Regions from separate parts of the Homo sapiens genome. Here region 2 is linked to region 1. A link is a loop called in an ENCODE intact Hi-C map of the cell type or tissue named here. Cell type or tissue: heart left ventricle. All regions are shown on one strand.

Region 1 (5,000 bases):
TGAATAAATGACTTACATATCTGCTTTACATAAGAGCAATTATTGTTATAGTTTCTGGAGAAGAAATAAAGGATAGATCGGAGACTCAACTGGGAGTTTGGCAAGGGGCTATGAAAATTGCGTGTGATCTAGATGGTAGAATGGGATTTTTTTTTTTAAAAGAAGAATGTCTTTTTGTCTATTATTCTCATCTTACCTATTTTCTTTTTTAATGTTGCAGTGTGCAAAGATCCACCTTACAAAGTAGAAGAATCTGGGTATGCTGGTTTCATTTTGCCAATTGAAGTTTATTTTAAAAACAAGGTATGTAATCTTTACCCATTAATCTTTCAGTAGACGATCCACCATTAGCCAAATGATGTTTAAAATAATTTTGACTCATAAGCACTTCTGTCACTAGATGATTTTAAAATAAAAGTTAAATTTGTCTTCTAGGAATTTTGGCTATCATTACCCTTAATTATCAAGGAAGTGGCTAGAAGAAGATAATTTTAATTATATGAAGTCAGATTATGTGAAATTCATTAAGTGTTCCTTTAAAGAGAGGAGTGATTACCATTTTGGAAAAGATAAATATGTTTGTAAAATAGAAAAGAAGAATTATAGTTTTTCAGTAAAATGCTTCTTTTCTCATTTTCATGTCTGTAGAATTTTTTTGAGGCTTGCAAAGAATACTCTCATTTTATCTTTAGCTGGTACCCACACCATACATGTATATAGTTATTTCAACTTCAGATATATGGATTTTACTGGATTTAAAAGTTTTCAGGCCTGGCGCGGTGGCTCACACCTGTAATCCCAGCACTTTGGGAGGCCGAGGCGGGCGGATCACTTGAGGTCAGGAGTTCGAGACCAGCCTGGCCAACATGGTGAAACCTCGTCTCTACTAAAAATACAAAAATTAGCCGAGTATGGTGGTGGATGCCTGTAATTACAGCTACATAGGAGGCTGAGGCAAGAGAATCACTTGAACCTGGGAGACGGAGATGGCAGTGAGCCGAGATCGCACTACTGCATTCCAGCCTGGGTGACAGAGTGAGGCTCCATTATTTTTCTCAAAAAAAAAAAAAAAAAAAAAAGTTTTTAGCAGTACATATGTGGCATAACACACAGACTGTATAATACCAGACAAATTGGTCAACCTCTGTGGGGCTTACTTTCCTTATTTATGAAATGAGGAGATAAGAGTACTTACCTCATAAGGTGGTTAGTAGGATTAGATAAAATAAACTTATGCAAAGTACTTAGAATAGTAACTTATAGATAAGCACTTCAAAATGCTAATTATTATATCATATTCCTTATTTTTCCTCCAGAGATATCATAATTTCTAAAACCTGCTGAAAAGTCAGGTAATTGGCTTTTTTTTTCTTTTAAGGAACTACGCAAATAGAATGTCATGTTATCCAAACCAGTGCTCAGTAAAATATGGTTCTTTGGATAGCATTAGCATTACCCTAAGGGCAGGTTAGAAATGAGATTCTCAAATTCTACCCAGATGTATCAAATCAGAATCTCTGGAGGCAGGGCCTAGGAATCTGCATATTTGCTAGTCCTTCTGATGCTCAGTAAGTAAGAGAACCACTGATAAGCCACTCCTTAATGTGCAATCCCTTCCACTGGAACAGTGTCACACTGGCCTTTTTAACTTATAGCAGTCTCAGTCCTCAATTCAGCAGTTAGAAAGTGTTAAAACCAGATTCGTGATCTAGGTCTTTCTCTCCATTGGCTATGCTCCTAATTTCTGTGCCTTCTAGCAACAACTCTTTGCTAGAATAATGATTATCTTTCTTAGTGGTGATACCACTGAATCGTTGACATATTTGTCATCAAATCAAATTTGTCGAGATGTATTTATGTCTGTTGACGTGATATACTTTCATATTGAAGTGCTCATTTTTCTCATTTCAAGTTCAATTTCCCTTAAGAAAATGGTTTTTGGCTTTCTTTTATTTCTTCTGTTTTTCCTTCACTACCAATTTCTCCAATACTTGTTACTTGTTATTTTCTATTATAGTCATCCTAGTAGATGTGAAGTATACCTCATTTTGGTTTTATGTGCATTTCTTTGATGATTTATGAGTTTGAACATCTTTTCATGTGCTCGTTGTTCATTTGTATTTTTTTTGGAGAAGTGACTGTTCATATCTCATTTTGCTCACTTTTCAGTGTATTTTTAATTTAAGTGGTATGTTTGTGGGAAGGAATTTAGAGCCTGTCTCTATCTCCCATATTCCCCACTACCCTTTTAATATCTTAGAAGTTTAAGTGATGAAGATCATATGGTGCTTTTCTTCCCTCTTGTCACATCCTCATAGCCAGTGTTTTAATTTCATCTAGGGATCGGGCTACACCATAGGAATAATCTAGCCCTTCAAGCCAGCAAAGTTCTTAACTCAAAGAAATTAAAGAATAGGCAATTATGATCTCTTATGAGAAGACCATAATGGTTATGATTATATCACTGTCTTCCCACCAGCAAAGTTAGTTTGACATTGCATTGACTTCAGTTTTGAAATAATGATGCAATGAAGTATCTTCTCTCTTTTCTTGTTTTTAACTCTTCTGGTCATTTGTACAAGCTCGGAGTTGAACAGAGGAATCTGTTTTATGAATTGCTCAGTTTCCTGCTTTACAAAAATAACTGGAATTTCCCCATATGCCAGATTTAAGAAGAAAACAAGTAAAGGATGAAGAGGCAGCAAGTATCACTCCCTACCATACGCGCACGCACACACACGCATGCGTGTGCACACACACACACACACACACACTTCAGTCTTCTTGAAATTCATGGAACAGAGTAAAAGCAAGATATAATGAAGGCACATTGGGTAGTCATTATGACTGTAAAACATATATTCATTTTGTGAGGGATTTTATTTTCTTAAAATATAAAGGAAGAAAGCAGCATATGAGATGAAAAACATCTCTTCCTTTGTGGCCATTATAAAATAGACACATTTGGAACATCGTAGATTTTCTGTTTAGTATATAGATTAGCTTATTTCTATTTTCTAGTTTTAGGCTTTCTTTAAAATTTCATACATAATAATGATTGCTGTTTTCACATGTACACAATAATACATATATATTTCAGTGTTTGTAATATAGAAAAGTAGGATACACCTAATTGGCCCTATGTAGAGATGTGGATTAATAAATGGTAATTATGTAATCCATAGAATTCTGTACAGTACTTAATGTGGCAACATGAGTAAATCTCAAAAAATGATGACTTAAAAGTTGCAGAAATATATGTGCATGGTTATATCATTTGTGTATTTTTTAAAGAAATTATTGAAATGAGTAATGGTGTTCTGGAGAGGTATGTATTTAGTATAAGAGCATATGTTGGAATGACAACACAGGAACTTAAGGGCATTAGTTACTGGAGGAGAGGAATGAAGAAGCTTACATATATAAAGTTGGTTTTGTTTTGTTTTGGTGGGGTTTCACTCTGTCACCCAGGCTGGAGTACAGTGGCGCAGTCTCAGCTCACTGCAGCCTCCACTTCCTGAGATCAAGTGATCCTTCCACCTCAGCTTCCCAAGTAGCTGGGACCACAGGCATGCACCACCACGGACCCGGCTAATTTTTGTAATTTTTGTAGAGACAGGGTTTCACCATGTTGCCCAGGATGATTTCGAGCTCCTGGGCTCAAGTGATCTGCCCACCTCTGCCTCCCAAAGTGCTAGGATTACAGGTGTGAGCCACCCCAACTGGCCAAATTTTATTTCTTTAAAAGATAAAGCATATCTCTGGAAGTGTTATCTGTTTAATCTCAGTAGAAGGCACATGGATATAGCATTTTTAAGTACTTTTCTATATGTTACTAATTTCTTAATTAAAAAAGGAATTATTGCTTTGCCACTTTTTTGTTTTCTTAGGATGTCTTAGAAACCAAATATTTGCTATAGTCTGATCTAGGTCTCTGAGCTAGGTATATTTGTTTCTTTATTTTTTCTAATTTAACTTGTAAGAGCACCTAATGTGAGATATAGTTTCTTAACAAATTTTAAGTGTATTAAGTGTACAATACCTTATTGTTGACTATAGTTGCAATGCACAGCAGATCTCTAGAGCTTATTCATCTTACTTAATTGAAACTTAATGCCTATTGATTGACAATTCATTTTCCTCTCTCCCCAGCCCATGGTAACCACCGTTCCAGTCTCTGATTTTATGAATTTAAAATCTTACATGATATCTGTTTTAGATATCTCATGTAAGTGGACTTAGACAGTACTCATCTTTCTGAGTCTGGCTTATTCCCCAAGGTCCAGCTGGATATATTTTTTATTTTTCATGTTACTGAAATGATCCATTGGTAAAAATTTAATAGGTCTAGGCTCTTGCTTCAGAGTGTTCATTTCTTTCTTTTGCGTATTTATTATTTTATTTATCCCTGGAGTTTATACAACTCTGTCTTGAAGAATAAACATCCATTATAGTAATGGCATATTAGTCCCTTCTCACATTGTTATTAATACCCGAGACTGGGTAATTTATAAAGGAAATAGGTTTAATTGACTCACAGTTCTGCATGGCTGGGAAGGCCTCAAGAAACTTACAGTCATAGCAGAAGGGGAAGCAAACACGTCTTTCTTCACAAGGTGGCAGGAGAGAAAAATGCAGGCAAAGTGGGGAAAAGCCCCTTATAAAACCATCAGATCTTGTGAGAACTCACTTACTATCATGAGAACAGCATGAGGGAACACCCCCATAATCTAATTACCTCCCAAGACACGTGGGGATTATGGGAACCACAATTCAAGATGAGATTTGGGTGGAGGCACAGCCAAACCATATCAAATGGTTTATGAAAAAGTGTTGTTCAGAGTTTTCACAGGAATGAGGGAAAGCAGAAAAAATAATTCCAGGTAATGATGGAAGAGTCTTAATTCCACGTATTAAAGATATCCTGTCCTTGGTCACATCCCCATCCTGTGTTTTTCCTGCTTCTCTAATGAGCTCGTCTTCAGTTCTGCTCATTTATT
Region 2 (5,000 bases), 60 kb before region 1:
AAATCTCAATATAGCTTTTCCTTTTCTGTTTTTCTGAGGAAATTTTCCAAAATTCCAATGACATTATAATACACAGTAAATATTATATAATACTAGGCTAAGAGCTCCTTGAAGTCTGAAACAACCTATACTAGCACCTGGACAGTAAATCAATGCTTATTGAACAAAATGGAATTAGACTATTTTTAAAAAATACAAAAACTGCGTAAGTATATTATTTCCTATAGCTAATTAATAAAGTAAAACATTTATCCTTAAACTGCATAGCAGTTTCCAGCATATTACTGAAAATTTCTAGCATATTACTGAAAATTGAGTAGATGCTTAAAATGCATGAGTTGGATTTATTATAATACATTTTAAATTATCTCATCCTGTTGTAAAAATAATATACCTTCTAGGGACAGATTTTACCTTTTAGCCTGCCCATTGAACTTACTGAAAATATATTTGGAAACAGAGTTGAGGTAAAATGTGTTACCAATTTAACATTCCCATGTAATCTTTCTACATTGTTGTAACTACTTGTTAGGAGAGGCTCAGATTCTTTTTTGGTTCAAGAGTATCTGGAAATGATTCTGTACACTCCATAGATGATAGAGCATTCTAATAAGCTTTGATATAAAAAAGAAATAGATGTTTCTGCTCAACATTGCAAATAAACTTTATAGTATTATGTGCCTTTGGCATGACAGTTATTTAATACAATAGCATCAATAGCATTCCTGAGACATAGAAAATGAGGAATAACAAGGGGGACCTGACAGGTAATGAAAGTTTTGGAGGTAAGTCAAGAAATGAGAGTAGTAAGACTGTAGAAGCTCTAGCTCTGTGATTAACTGTAATTTAAAGTATTTTAGTGTGTATACATGTAGAGTGTTGTGCTTTTCTACATATTTTTGTGAGGCTGCCTATCAGATTGGAGTGCGATTAGAAAAAAAAAGTCACAATATCGTTTGTGCTGGTTGTGACCAGAGAGCCGTTTAGTGTAAACATTTGTTTCCAAGCTTATGTGATGGGGATACTTTCTCCTCCTTCATGTGGGTCACAGGTGGGATTGGTGAGTCCTTAGCGGAGTCAGGAGATATCTGAGGCAGTGCTGGTGTTCATAGTCACAGACTCCTGGAGCTGGGTCTGGGGTTTATGGCTGACATCTAGATATCTCTTACTTAACTGGCTTTGCTTCTGTGTTTTATTTTTTTGTCATTAGGTGTTATGCTCCCATGGCACACAATATAACATGTCTAGTAACATTGCTTGTGAGTCTTTTTCTTGTATAAAAGCAAATAGATGTTGCTCTGGTGTGGAATATATATTGACTCAATTTTCTTCAGACATACTCCCCAGCCGCAGAGTCTTACATCAGGCGGTCTGTGCTTGAGCTTTGGGGAAGGCCACAGCCTGATCCGGATAAGGTCAATGGGGAGATCCTCAAAAGAGGCTGCTGCCTGTTATGACTCCGGCTGATGGCAACCATAGTAGAGGTGGCCACTTACTATGGTTGCCATATGGGACCCCAGGAGCTCGTCAGATAAACATCCAAAGAAAGAAAAATAATTATTTAGCTGCCTGGCCATTCTAAAAGATTTTGCCAAAAAGAAAAAACAAAACAAAAAACAAAACGGTGAGTATGGGGAGAAAAAGGGACTAATGATCTCACAGTCTCTGGCCATCCCAAGAAAAGGCTGCTGCCTAGAGATACCTTCCTCCTCCCCCATTTTCTCCTATCAGTCAGATATAGGAACTAAAAATGGTGTTGGCTTCAAGCCCAAGAGGGAAAGAAAAGGAACTTTAAACCCTATAGTCCCTATTCACCAGGTCCCGCAAGTATGCCAGTCCTAGATTACTTAAAATTTCAAAACAAACTTGGCCAAACTTCAGGCAGGCCCCTCAGCACTGAATGCCCTGGCCTACAAGTAGTGACATCGTTACATTTATTATAAACAATTGGAGCATTGCCTAAAAATTGTTCCTTGAGGCCTGGCGCAGTGGCTCACGCCTGTAATCCCAGCACTTTGGGAGACTAAGGCAGGTGGCTCACGAGGTCAGGAGTTTGAGACCAGCCTGGCCAACATAGTGAAACCCCATCTCTGCTAGAAATACAAAAAATTAGCCGGGCGTGGTGGCGGGCACCTGTAATCCCATCTACTAGGGAGGCTGAGGCAGGAGAATCGCCTGAACCCGGGAGGCAGAGGTTGCGGTGAGCCGAGATAACGCCACTGCACTCCAGCCCGGGCAACAGTGCAAGACTCCGTCTCAAAAAAAAAAAAAAAAAAAAAAAAATTGTTCCTTCAAGGTAAGAAACACTGAGAATCTCCTGCCTTGAAGATATTACTGGTGGTAACCAGGAAACACATTTCACTTCCTAGAACACAATACTGGTTTCTTGGAAGATGCTTTCAGTAGAACTTTCATGTCCCTGACAGGTGTTAGGTAATGATTTAATCGAGAGGCATAATGATTTCCTCAAACGACTCCTTTTCAAATCCCAGCCCAACAAATAAAGCCCTAACAGTTTCTATCTTGCCCTAGGTCATATCTTTATACATTTGTGATCTTGCTGCCATCCCATAAAGGCTGGCAGCTAGATCAAGGGCACATTCTTTCCTGGGACCTATTAAAAATAGATTGTCCCATGGGCCAGGCAGTTTCTCATTTGATATGGGGGACCTATTTGAGCTTAAATCTCCACCACCAAAAAAAAAATAAAAAAATAATAAAAACCCCTATATGGTACAGCTACATATCATTTTGTTGAATATTAGTCTCATTGCTACTGGTTTGGGTGTTTAATGGTTTACAGTCCAGAGGCCTGCATCAGCTCGAGTGGGCAGTCACTTAAAAAGCCATACCCCAGTCTCACATCCCAGATGATATCACCCAACCCAGGACCTCTCCATTGGAGATGACTTTGCCCCTGTGATTCCTTCCCCTGGGACACTAAAACCTCCACTCATCAGGACACAGGACATTTTTTGGTTTTCTTCCTGAACCCACTGTTTCCTTAGCCCATGATCCTGGTATCCTCCTTGTTCTCCACTCAAATGTACACCCCTACACTTCCATACTGCAAGGAAAATCCGGAATGAGTTACTACAATTAATGGTGACTGTTGCTTTCCTCAGGAGACACCTGCCTCGTATCAGTCAACCCCTTACTCCCTAGGGGAGAGGACCACCTACCCACTGGTGTCTTTCCCTACTACCCCTTCCAACTTTCCATCAGAATCTCCTGACTTGTGCCTCTGAATATGACCACCAAATCCACTTTCTCCTTACAGTCAGTGCATCCACCCCTCAGACTTACACTTATCTGACATTTAAAAACTGGTGCCCAGGCACCAAGATGTGAATTACAGTGAATTTTTATAATTTTATGTTGCTTCAGCATCTATTCTGAATCTAGGTGTAACTTGTTTCACACAGAAGCAGGGCTCAGTCATCCTTGACACACTATCCACTCCCTGCCTCCTCCCGGTTCCTCAGTGTGGTCGAGCCAGATACCTGCCGTGTACAACCACCTCCCTCATGGACATACAGATACAGCCTACTTGACTGACCCCCCGTACCCTGCATGGACTGCTGCAGATACGCCACGGTAGCCACTCTCATTCACAGTGTGACTCCACAGAACTTTTGCCTGCTTGCTCTAAACCCACCAACTAGAACTTCCCACAGGAAACCTGCTTGGTTAGTTCCCTGGACCCCAATAAAGGCCTTGGCCCATAGCTCATTTCTCTCTGGCTGCCCATCTGCTGGTTGAGTGCATTTCCCTGCCATCTTGTCTTTCGCCCGCATTGGTACTCCTCCTCTCACCAATTTGTCGTACGTTGCTTCTGGTATTTCACATGTTTGTGTTGTATTTCCTCCTCTGTGTCTCATCGGACTGACAGACCCAGACCTAATTTTCCTCTTAGTCAGAGCTCTCCCAGAGAGTGGCTATCTTGGGAGGAATAAACTGGACACAGGTCAGACAAGGGCCACAAGGGTACCTGCCAGTATAAACCAGTTTCCTGTGAGAGGGACACCTGGTCACAGGTCAGACACTTAGGCATTAGGCTGTCTGCCAGGATGAAGAAGGATCTCATGAAAGGTACACTGTAAATATCTACAACTATATTTCCTAGAGCCCTATCAGGGCAAGACTAGAATTTATGGCTACTCTCCAGAGAGATACCCCCAAAACCAAATTGTAGAGAAATATAACAGAGCCTCACTTACAGTTCTTAATATGGTGTCTTATGTGTAGTGGATGTTTGATCATTTGTATTGAATTGTCCTATACCGTGGAGTATGTATGTATTATTTACTTAGTCACTTTATAGCTTGTGTTGCAAAATGGGCAATGCCATAAACAGGAGTTCTAACCAAAAGACAGGCTCTGCAAACTGCATGCTTAGTGTGGAGATGCGTTTAGTCATGTACTGTGCTTTGTGGCAGTATAGTTAGAAGCAGTTGTGGTGATGGTCATAGCTATTTTAGTAACTTCAGTTACTGACTTCTGGGAACAAAGTTTCTTGAAAATAAAATCAGCTGCATTAAAAAACCAAAAACAATAAATGAACTTTGCTTAATGACATAACATGGCATGCTAGTGAAACAGCATTTTTAACTATTAAACTTAGGGGGTGTATAGGATAAAAACACTTGTACTCATAGATGCTGTTTATAATGTATAGTTAGGGGCAGTGGTTCTGCAACAATAGCCATTATCAGAATCAGAACAAGCTAGACTCTTCCCCCAAAGTTTCTGATTCATTAAATTTGGGGTGGGGCCTGAGAATTTGCACTTCCAAAGGTTCCCAGGTGGTGCTAATAGTTCTGGAGTCACAGTTTGAGAGCCACTGTTTTAAGGTTAGGAGAACATACCAACCTATCAAAGTGGGCGGGCATCTGATATTGCTGATTCATGGTGGCATGCTGTTGCTGTATTAAACATCTAAGAAAAATCTACTGTGGAGTGAAAATATGATTGCTAATGGAATTTCAGATCAGGAGCCA

What was found. Peaks named below come from ENCODE experiments on the same cell type or tissue, not always from the same donor. Only the 100,000 strongest peaks of a DNase experiment are listed, where the experiment ranks them.
Region 2: it touches region 1 in a loop (4-fold over the local background); 3 of 110 quality-filtered maps call a loop at or near these places.

What each region holds. Positions count from the first base shown.
Region 1 is chr9:20,452,007-20,457,006 of GRCh38, reverse strand. MLLT3 (MLLT3 super elongation complex subunit) reads left to right here. Exons shown (of 11, transcript NM_004529.4): 3 at 221-303. Among named protein-coding and RNA genes, the nearest start is that of MIR4473, 43 kb to the right of the region's middle. In heart left ventricle, no CTCF peak of the experiment used is centred here; no DNase peak of the experiment used is centred here.
Region 2 is chr9:20,512,223-20,517,222 of GRCh38, reverse strand. The region is part of intron 2 of MLLT3 (MLLT3 super elongation complex subunit); the gene reads left to right. Among named protein-coding and RNA genes, the nearest start is that of MIR4474, 12 kb to the right of the region's middle. In heart left ventricle, no CTCF peak of the experiment used is centred here; no DNase peak of the experiment used is centred here; H3K27ac peaks cover 1,348 bases.